Regions from separate parts of the Homo sapiens genome. Here region 1 is linked to region 2. The links are chromatin contacts, found by Hi-C or POLR2A ChIA-PET in ENCODE. All regions are on one chromosome and are shown on one strand. The core of a region is the stretch at or near the end of the contact, and the rest is flanking DNA. Distances in the headings are between cores, read along the strand shown.

What was found. Hi-C counts contacts between places; a loop is a spot of excess contacts on that map. ChIA-PET counts read pairs that join two places held with the same protein, here RNA polymerase II (POLR2A). Pooled maps may share reads with other maps.
Region 1: a map of ascending aorta shows a loop between it and region 2 (4-fold over the local background). The contact joins the promoter of DTNA-AS1 here to the enhancer-like site in region 2. A Hi-C loop is called at or near these places in 12 of 168 maps with a recorded cell type or tissue (Caco-2, IMR-90, adrenal gland and 9 more) and 8 of 50 pooled maps. POLR2A ChIA-PET finds 5 or more read pairs at or near these places in 2 of 52 experiments (Caco-2 and GM12878).

What each region holds. Positions count from the first base shown.
Region 1 is chr18:34,764,875-34,770,949 of GRCh38, forward strand. DTNA-AS1 (DTNA antisense RNA 1) reads right to left here and starts at 2,792. Exons shown (of 5, transcript NR_199046.1): 1 at 2,669-2,792; 2 at 1,060-1,120. DTNA (dystrobrevin alpha) reads left to right here. Exons shown (of 23, transcript NM_001386795.1): 3 at 1,087-1,167.
Region 2 is chr18:34,656,164-34,662,462 of GRCh38, forward strand. It overlaps a transcript of DTNA not described here. Among named protein-coding and RNA genes, the nearest start is that of DTNA, 51 kb to the right of the region's middle. RefSeq lists enhancers at 3,230-3,733, 3,734-4,237. Within about 2 kb of position 3,673, at least 23 of the 41 ENCODE cell types and tissues checked have a DNase peak (open chromatin) inside an H3K27ac peak, as active enhancers do; they include adrenal gland, ascending aorta, endothelial cell of umbilical vein and 1 more, where a contact is called at or near this core.

The DNA.
Region 1 (6,075 bases), core at 1,542-4,041, 110 kb after region 2:
CTTAGAAAAAGAAAATATGTAGAAATGGAGAAAAGCAGACATTTATTGATAGTCTAATGTGTTCTAGACAAAGTCTAGAGATTAACTCATTCAAAGGAGGGTGGGAGGAATACTAGGAGCTCAGGTCTTGATGTAACAAGCAGCCCATCTGCAGGGTATTGAGATGAGACTGACCAAGGCTACGAGAGATTCTGTGGTAGAAAGTGGTGGGCAATGTCGTTAGGCAAGTAAGCTGGAAAGAAACTGCAGACGAGCTTGGATTCTGAGCAGAGCTTTTAGACCTGATGTTCTGGGCATCAGGAGCCATGCTGGACTCCTAAGTGGGAGAGTGAAATAAGGAAAGTAGTTTAAGAATATAGGGAATGTGTTCCCTCTAAGTTAGGAAGGAACTGGAAGCCACAGTAAAAGAAAGGTTGTTTTAGAAAGGCATGTCTTCCTCTGAGATTGACAGGAAGGATCACAAGAAAGTTGTTAGTAATAAAAATGAATACTTATGCAGCATTTACTGTGTGCCAGACGGTGTTTAAGTGCCTTAGGTATATTCACTCATTTATCCTTACAACAGTCCTGTGCAATAAGTACTATTATTATCATCATCCCCATCTTCCAAGTGAGAAAACTGAAGCTCTAAAAGCAATTGGCCTAAGGGCACACAGAGAAGATGCTCAGCAGTCAGTACATGGTCACCTAACAGCCACATTCTAATGACCAATAGCAATGCACTTTAAATGCTTATTTGATGATAGTATCTATATCATCTCGCTGTTTCACTGTAGGTCACAGCTTGAGCAGACTGTTTTCAGAAGTGGTGGACACAACAGGGATGACATTGTGTTTCTTGATCCAAGAATATGGTTTACAACCTAATCTCCAATGTTGATTACATGTGTGTGCTCTTTTTCCCTAGAACCTGAGGAACTTGTCCTTGAATAGGACAGACCTGTTCAAGTCTTAAAGTTATATTTATATTCTAATAAAAATAAAATTAGGGGTAAGGATCATATCTACAGTTGTTTTATTTGTAAACATTGTAAATTTCTTTCTGCACACATGGCATACCTTATGTGTCCTTTTTCCCCGCACTAGGGGCTCAAGATCTGGATCGCATCCGACTCTCCACCTACAGAACAGCATGCAAGCTTAGGTTTGTTCAGAAGAAATGCAATTGTAAGTATGCCAGTTGTTTGGACTAATTACCATCATGAATCCTATAGTTTACATTTGGTACTAAGTTTATTAAACTAGATTCTGTTACAAATATTGCTAATATTGTTATATATGTTTACACAACAATAAAAGGGGTATTATGAGGCACAAATGGTAGAGATGACTCCTAAGTAGTCTTGAAATCTGAAAATGCTTAAATACTAAAGCATATGAACCGTTTAGTTCATACTAAAAGGATGAACCTCTGGATACATATACAATATAATTCTGACCTTGGAATGGTTTAAATCTGGATGGATGTTTTTCTTCTTTTCTCTAACCTTGGTATCATAAATGCAGTGCCATCAAAATGGTTTCCAACATCATTCTCAGCAAACTATCGCAAGGACAAAAAACCAAACACCACATGTTCTCACTCATAGGTGGGAACTGAACAATGAGAACACACAGGAAGGGGAACATCACACTCCGGGGCCTGTTGTGGTGTGGGAGGAAGGGGGAGGGATAGCATTAGGAGATATACCTAATGTAAATGACGAGTTAATGGGTGCAGCACACCAACATGGCACATGTATACATATGTAACAAACCTGCACATTGTGCACATGTACCCTAAAACTTAAAGTGTAATAATAATAAAATAAAATAAAAATGGTTTCCAAGAACTTTATAAAATATCAAACATTAAATCCCCCTTATATTTGTATTTTCTTTTACAAGCACAGGAAAATATTTTAAAGCTTTTGGAAAACATTTAAGTTTTTTTCTGAAAGAACAAAATTAGCTCTTTGTGTCAGAGTTTTAACCACATTTGTTTACATGAGACAAAAATAAGAAAAGAGACAATACTTAAAGAAACAAAGGAACTTGCTCCAGTTTTTTTTTCAAATTTAAAAGTGTAAGCAATAAGCTAGATCACTAGTAACAATGAGCAGTCTTATTCTCTGCTGGGTCAACACTTCCATTGTATTACCATATCCATTTTCTCTTGGAAAAAAATATTGATTCATAGTTCATGTGTAAGAACGTTTTCTTTTCTTTTTAAAAAGTTTACTTATTAAAAAAGTCTCATTTTTTAATTAATATTGGATGAATTTTTAAAAATGAAAACCGTAATGTTCTCCTGATACATACACATAGTTCTATGATAACTGGCATGGTAATTAGACTCATGGTAAGGGTAGAAACCGGCATCTCCACATGTCTACCCTCTCAGAGTCTCTAGAAGATGTTTCCTAGGGCCCTGGGCAGGTCACCTTAGCCCCAGGCTTCTAGGCTTACAGCTAATCATGACTGTGAGGATGCAAAGTACGCATCTATTCCTCAAGTTTCTCCTCTACATCTTATTCCCCAGCCCCAGTGGATAAAAATGGGGCTGAAGTTTGGGGAAGGAGGGGATGGAAGAAAAATATAAGTAGGTTGTCTTATTTTCATTTTCTGTGGCTTATAACAGAATACTTGAAACTTTGCAATTTATAAAGAAAAGGAATTTATTTCTTACAGTTATGGTGGTTCAGAAGTCCAAGTCAAGGGGCTGCCTCTGGTGAGAGTCTGCTTACTAGTGGGACTCTCTGCAGAGTCTCAAGATGGTGCAGGGCACACATAGTAAGGAGGCTGAGCATGCTAACTCAGGTCTGTCTTCCCCTTCTTATAAGGCCACCTCACTCCTGTGATTACTCATGGATTAATCCATTCATGAGGGCAGAGCCCACATGACCAATCACCTCTTAAAAGCCCCACCTCTCAACACTGCCTCACAGGGGGTTAAGTTTCAACATGAGTTTTAGAAGGGACAAACATTCAAACCATAGCATTGGTCACACATCATATATGTGTTTTGACTCCTCACAGGAAGCTAAAGCAATCTAAAATGAGTAGTGAGAAAAGCATTACAGATGTTGAAAGAATTTGTTACTGTATTTGTAGTCCTAATGAGTCAATAAAAGCCATTTCCACTGCTTGCGATAGGGGCCAAGGAAAATGTTCCCACAGAAGAAGTTTCCTCTTCCCCTTCAAACACATCACCCAGATTACAAATAAAAGGAAGAATCTCCGTGTTTTCAGCAATTAAAAGGGATATGATTGTCCCACGTTCTTATCATGTGTTACCACTACAATGGCCTCAGAATTGGAGGGGAAGGCAGAGGGTAAGTGGTAGACACTCTGTCCTCCTTAGAGCTTTGCCAAGCGGAGCCTTCCTTAGGCTCCTTTCAGGAGAGCTAGAGATTTCCAATAAAAGACTACAAAATGGTAAGAAGGAACGCCCCCCCAAAAAAAGCAAAAAAAGGAAAACAAAGAAAAGAAAGAAAGGAAAAGGAAAAGGAAAGGAAGGAAGGGCTCAGGGAATCAGGGACTTGGCAACACTGCACTCAACATTAAGGTGGACACACTGTGTTGTCCCCACTCAACATTAAAGTGGACACACTGTGTTGTCTGCAGCTGTGGTCCACAGGCCTTATCCCATGCCTCCTGCTCTCTGAGAAAGGCACTTTCTCATTCTTGGGCATTTCCTTTTCCTCTTTCTGTTCTTTTCTGGTCCACATCCTTATCCTGCATCCAGAATTGTCTTGGAATTTCTTGAAAAACAGTAGAGAAGAAGTGAGGATGCTAATCCATCCCTGGGTGAAAATAGAAGCTTATACCTGTCCAGTGGCCCTTCAGTCTGTCCATTCATTGACCTCTTAATTCAGTTAAGTGTATAATGAGCTCCTGCTATGTGTTTGACATTGTGCTAGGTACCAAGGATAGTGTGATGATGAATGACATGCAATACCTTCCTTCAAGTTGCTCAAAATCTAACTGAGAATATGGGCTTTTAAGCAGATTTATAAAACCATGTAGAAAGATAATGATAGAAATATGTACATGGTATGTGAGAGCTTCAGGGAGTCAGTGCCCTGAGTTGTTGGGGGTGAGGGTCACTGGTAGGACTTTCCTAGAGAAGGAGATATCAGGAAAGTCTTATTTATTTTATAATGTACCTTATAAAATTCCTGTATTTCAGGATGAGAAAAGATATTACATTCTACAAAATTAGACAAAGTTAAGGCCCAAGGAAAAAAAACAAGCATATTTTGAATGCTTTGCTAAATTAAGGTTTTAAAAATTGTTTCTACCTTCATCAGAGGCATTAAATGCAAGTACTATATGTCTTTGCAAAGTTTTCCTTTCTAACAATAAATGCAACAGTTGTGATATTCAGAGGTATTTGTAAAATGCTTACATAATTGATCTTGGCTTATCTTAATCAAAGTTGAAACCTTCCTTCTAGAAAGTTAGCCAACCAGAAGCAGCAATGTTTACATGACATAACATTAGTCAACATTGAATATATTCGCTGATTAGAGGAAAGTAATTTTAGTCTGCAATAAACCTAACCCACAATAAATTATGATACCTTATAATGGAGTTTTTCCCTACAGTAAAAGAAATAAGAAACAAAATGTAGGTAGCATATTTGTAAGTGCATTTTTTTATTGGAAAGTGTCAGGCTGCTCTAACAAAAATACCATAAACTGGGTGGCTTATAAACAACATTTATTTCTCATAGTTCTGGAGGCTAGAAAATCCAAAATCAAGGCACTGCCAGATTTGGTATCTAGGGAGGGCAGCCTTCTGGTTCATAGGTGGCCCCTTTTCACTGTGTCCTCTCATGGTGGAAGAAGCAAGGCAGCCCTCTGGGGCTTTTTTTTTTTTTTTGACAGAGTTTCACTCTTTTTTCCCAGGCTGGAGTGCAATGGTGCAATCTCGGCTCACTGCAACCTCCGCCTCCCAGGTTCAAGCAATTCTCCTGCCTTAGCCTCCCAAGTAGCTGGAATTACAGGCATGCACCACCACGCCCAGCTAATTTTGTATTTTTAGTACAGACAGGGTTTCACCATGTTGGTCAGGCTGGTCTCAAACTCCTGACCTCATGTGATCTGCCCGCCTTGGCCTCCCAAAGTGCTAGGATTACAGGTGTGAGCCACAACGCCTGGCCTGGGGCCTCTTTTATAAGGGCACTAATCCCCACCATGAAAGTTCTGCCCTCAAGTCCTGATCACCTGCTAAAAGTCCCCACCTGGTAATACCATCGCATTAAGGGATTAAGTTTCAGCATGAGAATTTGGTGGGGCACAAACATTCAAACAATAGCAGAAACTCATTATAGTATTTACTTCGTAGAAATCAGTGGATCTGAAGTGAAAATAGATTGTTTACTTTTAGGTCCATACCTTATTTAAAATTTATTGCGTATACTAACAAAACTAAGTTTTAAAACTACATAAAGGAGGAAAAAACAAAAACGGCTGTTGTAAAACTATCACCTAGAAAAAAAATGAATACTGTCTGCATACAGCACAGACTGTGTATGTTTTCAGGAGATTTCTTTTTTATCTATTATCTAAATCCAAATTTCATAAATGTTGGTTAATTCCCTATAGTTCTTTCCCCACAGCCCTTGCCTACTTTGTTTATGATTTTGCATGTGGACAACTGGTTCCTATCACTGACATTCATGTTTATTTTCTTCTGTTCAATTCCTAATGTATGCTGAGAATAGTCAGTTCCCGGGATTCTAAAAGGACTCTGAACAAGAGGCCACTGTCACCCATGAACTAAATGAGGCCCAGAACCTACTTTTTTATAGAGAATGAACTAATGGATTTTATAGATGAATATTTGTAATCGATTTGATAACAGGGAACACTAACTTGTAACCCCAATTTTTAAAAATGCATACTCCCAAGAAGAATTATATTCTTTTTTTTTTTTTTTTGAGTGGAGTTTTGCTCTTTTTGCCCAGGCTGGAGTGCAATGATGTGATCTTGGCTCACTGCAACCTCTGCCTCCTGGATTCAAGTGATTCTTCTGCCTCAGCCTCCCAAGTAGCTGGGATTACAGGCGTGCACCACCACGCCCGGCTAA
Region 2 (6,299 bases), core at 2,423-4,922:
ATAAAGTTATAGTTATAAGTTGCTTTTATCTCTTGAATTAGACATGTATCAGTTATGAATTTTATTTCCAATTTTAGTGTTGCTAAACCATAAGCACAGATGTCAATCCTAGAAGAGGTGAAGTAAGCCACTCATGAAAGTGATTCGTCTTGGTTAAGTCAGTGAAGACTGGCTATACAGTTTGGATTTTATTTTCTGCACGTCTTGCTAGGAATTAGAAGAATAGAAGGGTTCTTCTTACGGTAAATGTCTGACAATTGTGTCGTTTTCCTTCTCCTCTTTAGGGGAACAGGGTGCTAAAAAGACTTGAAATGAGCTGCCAGTCACCATTAACCCCTTCCCTTCTGAACTTCCAGGTCACGGAGCAGTCCCCAAATGCTTTTTACTTTCATATTGAAGTTCTCCTAGCCCTGCCAGGTTTCCTAAACCACATTTCACAGATGTCACAAGTTTCAATGGTGTGTTTTTTCTTTTGTAGGTTTCTCCAAAAGAGTTTTATTAACAACACATAAACTTTTAGAATATACAGGATTCGTTATTTAAAATTTCTTCATTATAAAAACTGAAACAAAGAGAAGAGAAAATTATAGTTGTTAGATGTTGAAATGCTTTTTTAAAACATAGTAATGCCGTTATCTAAAAATTTAGTGAAATGATGTTAATAGTCCAATAGTCTATTTTACGTAATCTTTTTATATTTGCATAGCCTTTTTTTGTTTGTTTGTTTTTTTGAGACAGCATCTTGTTCTGTCACCCAGGATGCAGTTCAGTGGCATGATCTCGGCTCACTGCAACCTCCACCTCCCAGGCTCAAGCAATTCTCATGCCTCAGCCTTCCGAGTACCTGGGACTACAGGTGTGCACCACTATGCATGGCTAATTTTTTATATTTTCAGTAGAGACAAGGTTTCATCATGTTGCCCAGGATGGTCTCAAAATCCTGAGCTCAGACAATCCACCCACCTCAGACTCCCAAAGTGCTAGGACTAGGCATGAGCCACTGCACCTGGTCCTATTTGTAAAGTCTTAATCAACATCTTTTTAACCCCTACCATTTCTCCTGTCCATTGGAATCAGATAATGTAAGGTTGTCATTCTAAAAATACTGAAAGCCTGTCATAGCTTGCTTTAACTTTTCTTGCTTTTGTGTATTTCCCAAATATGGTACTTTTTTGGTATTGCTCAGCAACACTTGTCAAGAATTTGAATTTTTAAAAAAACTTGTCAAAAAACAAAATGTGTTATAAATCAGTCAGTTTGCTTTCATTGTCCAAACTGAAAGAGTTAAGAAACAATTTCCTTTGAGTGGTAAAAGTAATCTATTTTTATTTATCATGTAAATGTTTATATTGTAACACAATGTCTTTTTTAATGAGAAAGCAAAAATATACTTAAAAATCATTAGAATACCAACCATTTAATTTTTCTTTAAAATATTTTTATAACTTTAAATGGATACACTAAATTTTTCATACATCACTCTCCATTTAGACAAGGAAGACTACTAAACAGAGATTTTAGGGGAACACCATGAGCCATTCTCCAATAGAAGTCTATCCAAATTTCAGTTTCTGAATTTGAGGGATGAAATTAGGTTATGCATTTGGGAAGGAGGGGAGACATCACATAGCTCTGAATGAAAAAGAATCTGAAGAATTTCACACTTTCTTCCAACTAGCTCAGGAGCCACACACACTGCCATCTTTGTATTGCTAGAATACACCTTTGGACAATCATTCAGGAAGTCCTGGCCACTATTAATGAAACCTCTGCTCAGCTACTTGCTTTCCAGCTTTGCTCATAAAAATTAAAGTCAGTAGTTAAAATGGATGAAAGAGAAATTTCAGGAGAATTGGCTGACTTCAGAGTCTCAAACTGGCATCTGTTTGACTCCAAAACTCCAAAGTCTTCTAAGTAGATATTGGCTAAGAAAAAGATGAAAGAAGCTGACTGATGAAACTGATTCAAGCACTGAAACTAAAAAGGAGAGAGTATGCAGCAGGATATAGGAGAAAGGCTACTAGGAATCCCTCAACACTAGCCAGAATTTAGGGGGATAATTTACTAGCAGTGACAAATCAGACTCAAAGCACAAAAACAGTCAGGCAAATCTAGAAATTACAATCTTTCAGTAGCTGTTTAAACAGCCAAATTAGTATCCAAATTTTGCTTTTATAAAAATTCTTTTGTTTCTTTGTTTGTCTTTTGAGACAAGGTCTGGCTCTATCACCCAGGCTGGAGCGCAGTGGCGTGATCTTGGCTCACTGTAATCTCTGCCCCCCGGGTTCAAGTGACTCTCATACCTCAGCCTCCCGAGTTGCTGAGACAACAGGAGTGTGCCACCATATCTGGCTAATTTTTTTGTATTTTTGTAGAGATGGGGTTTTGTCATGTTGCCCAAGCTGGTCTCAAACTCCTGATCTCAAACAGTCTACCTCCCTTGGTTTACAAAGTGCTGGGATTACAGGCTTGAGCCACTGAATGTGGCCTTTATCAAAATCCTTATTAAGTCAAAGTTTAAGCCCAATATGTTATAATACTGTCTTGATTACCACCACCAAAGCAGTGTTAAGAGCATTCAAGTCTAAAACAGAACAGAAAAGTCCAGAGAACAACACTAATTTATTTCTACAGTGCTCATTTTGTTCTTTTATGAGAGTGTCATTTCTCAGCATCTTGGACAGTGCCCTTTCTTTCTTAATAAAATGGCCAGAATTAAATAAATATGGCTAACACTCTTTCTCCACTGTAACCACGGCTGAGGCCTAATGACAATTCAGGGTAGAATATCTTTCAGTGCTATGGAGTATGTTGCACTGTTCTTTAGCTTAGAGAACTGGGATTTTCAAATCAGCACCTTAAGTGGAATTTTGCAGCCTGCATTTTTAAAACACCTACTGCCTTCCTATCCATTTACTGTACGTGTGTGTGTGTGTGCACGCATGTGTGTGTTATGACTGGAAGGAGATGATAGCAAATATCTTCCTTTAAAATAGTACTATCCAATAGAAACAGGATGCAAGCCACATATGTAATTATAAATTTTCTAGTAGCCACATTAAAAAAGGAAAAAGAAACAGGTGAAATTAATCTAAATATATTTTACTTAGTCCAATATATCAAAACTATTATCATTTCAACATGTAACTAATATAAAAAGTTATTAATGAGGTCTTTTATTCCTTTTTTGTACTGTATGCTTGAAATCCTGTGTAGATTTTACACTTCCAACACATCTTGATTTGGGCTAGCCGCATTTCAACTGCTCAATAGCCACATGTAGCCAATGACTACTGGACTGTACAGCCCAGGTATAAGGCAGGCACTTCTTTGTACAACAGTATCTCATTTGAAATGCCTAGCTTCTGATATTTCAGCTCTCAGTTTGAACATGTTTTTCCTTACACAAGAAATCCATATATATTTCATTCTAGATTCTAACACGTACACATACACACAGACACACACAGACACACACACACACACACACACACTCATTTAACATCTGGGTTTTAACAACCTATTCTGATCTTCTTCTAAATAAACTTGAAAAATAAAATACTTCCTCTCACCAGCCCTTTCTGAAGGAGCATGTGAGCCTGTTATCTTGCGCATTAACCGGTGACCGTATTTAGTGCTGTCAGAGCTGCTGACTCATTGCCTATGAATGGCCCCGCTGCCAGTGGTGATTGTTTGACAGAATGCCAGTAATGGCTGCCTACGGCTGCTGAAAAGCTGACCTTGTAACAACATCCACATTCTTTTGGTTGCTTTTGCTGACATACTCTCAACTCAAAAACTGTTTTCAAAACAAAAGTATAATGAAGTATTGAGCTTTTAAAAGCAATTGTATTTCAGTTCTTTAAATTATCTGAGTGTACCAAGGAGGGCAGAAGGCAAAGAAATGAGTATACAAGAGAGGGAACCATCCTTGAAAGTTGACATTTGAGCTACAGGCATATAATACTTGGGGACAGTGTTCTAAGACACCATGGGCATCCAAATGAAGCAAAGCTGTGTAAACTGAAAATAAAATTCTAAGCCCCCCAACCATCGGAATGGACCCCTCCTCTCAGCCAAGAGCATTCCAGTTAACCTGGAAAACTAGTTCAGGCCGTGAGAGGAAGTGGGGGGTCAGACATCCTCCCTTTGGAATTCAGGCACAACTGAGCAGCATTAACATTAAAACAGAGATCTTAAGACTTTTTGTAGCAATAGGTCACCAAATTCCAGCCTGATCTAGTATAGCATCACCTGACAGACAGCAGGCCCTGAAAGATATCAAAGTATTTTACTCTAAATTATATTTCTTTGACATATTTTGAAATAGCCCTGCAAAGCTATTGCTTGTGGGGAAAATCTGCATTCTGTAGAGAATCCCCTTCCCTTTCCAGGTCTTTTTCCTGATCCAGGAGAGAATCGACTAAGAGTCTGGCACCTTTTTAAGTCTAATAAGAAACATTTACAATCTAATCTCTCTGAAGCCTGTTACTTGGAGACTTCATCTGCATAATAAGAACCTTGGTCTCCAAAACCCCTTATCTTAGCCCAGACATTCCCTTCTGTTGATTCCAGGTCTTTAGACAATAACTTAAGTCTTCCAACCAATTGCCAATTAGAAATTGTTTGAATCTACCTATGACCTTGAAGCTCCCCACCCCCGCTTTGAGTTGTGCCACCTTTCCTGACCCAACCAGTGTACATCTTACATGTATTGATTGATGTCTTTTGTCTCCCTAAAATGTATAAAACTAAGCTGAAGCCTGACTACTTTGGGCACATGTTCTCAGGAGACAGGGCTGTGTCACTGACCATTGCCCACTCATATTTGGCTCAAAATTTATCTTTTCAAATATTTTTCAGAGTTTGACTCTTTTGTCAACAACTATTATGATATCTATTTTTTATCTTTCTCAGTATCATTTATTAGCTCTGTATTACTAACCTATTTGAAATTCTGTTTATTTGCAAAATGTATTCCATTCTCCACCCTGAAAACATTTTCCCCAAGTGGAGCTTCTAAACAAAGAATATGAGATGCTCTCCATTAATTAATAAGAGCTAAGGTACTATTAAATACTTAAAACAGGGATCAAATTAGCAGTACTTACTAGACACTGCTCTAGCTAGTGGATACGTTGATCATTCACACTATACTCAACTTTGCCCATAAAACTTAGTGTATGCCTTCCAGCTGCAGTATGTATTGATGGCCCTGCCTTCTGTTAGAGTACAAGTTTTTAGATTCTTCTCTTTTCCTGGTGATGAGGTCTGAAACTCTTGAATCTTCTAAATTCCTACTTGGGCTGATATCCCTGCTCCCTCTTTCTGGCTTCTTTTACCCCAGAGTCTAATCTGCACTGGTAGTAAAATTTCCTTTCAGTTCACATCTCACACATAACAGCCAGAGTCTGTTTTGCTAATTTTAATCAGACAAAGGATGAGTTTCGCATAGATGAGTTTTCAATAAACAGGATGAATGAACATTCAGCTAGTTGTTTTGGCATATTTTCACCACTAGAGGGAGATAAAGGCGCCTCTCCATCCACTGTTCCCACCCTCTTTGCCCCAAGATAGGAGAGGTGACAGAGTTAAGTGCAGAGGATAATGGTCAGTGAGATCATGGAGGGAAATTAAGTTATATATTTGGAGAAATCAAAAATGTGGCAGCTTTCAAACCCTGCCAACATGTTTTATGTGGCCTACCCAGTTTGGGGCAACATTTATAAATTGGAAAATTTCACATAAATATCTGGATTTCCACCCTGAGCTTGAAAATAGAAAGATGTGGCCACACTGTATGTCTGCGCCTCTGTGTGGCAGTCAGAGGGAGCTTCTCTCTATAAACAAGGCACAAACTCTTCATTTCAACTCCATCACTATCACTCTCTATTTTTCTAACACCGAGATTAAATGTAAGCTGTTACTTATTATCAAGCTTGCATCATTTTGTTGTTAAGAACCGGTTGTTGTTTTTTTTTTTTTTGTACTCAGGTCAAAGATGGTAAAAAGAATAACATAGCAAGCAAGCCTCTTGTAATTTCAAGGAAAATGAGAGAGAACATATTTCTTGGAGGCAGTAAAAAATATTCATAAGAGTAAAATATGCAGGCACAATGTGACTGGTCTCCTTGACTTACACTTACCTATTTCCATCATTTACATCAGCTAGATGTCCCTATGAGCTTTGCATAACCCTTTGGAAATACCTGCTTCCCAAACATGATATGGCAGGAAGAAGATAAGGGACTGGGCGATCCTGGGACCCAGTCAAATACCTTCTCTCAGTTGTCCCCACT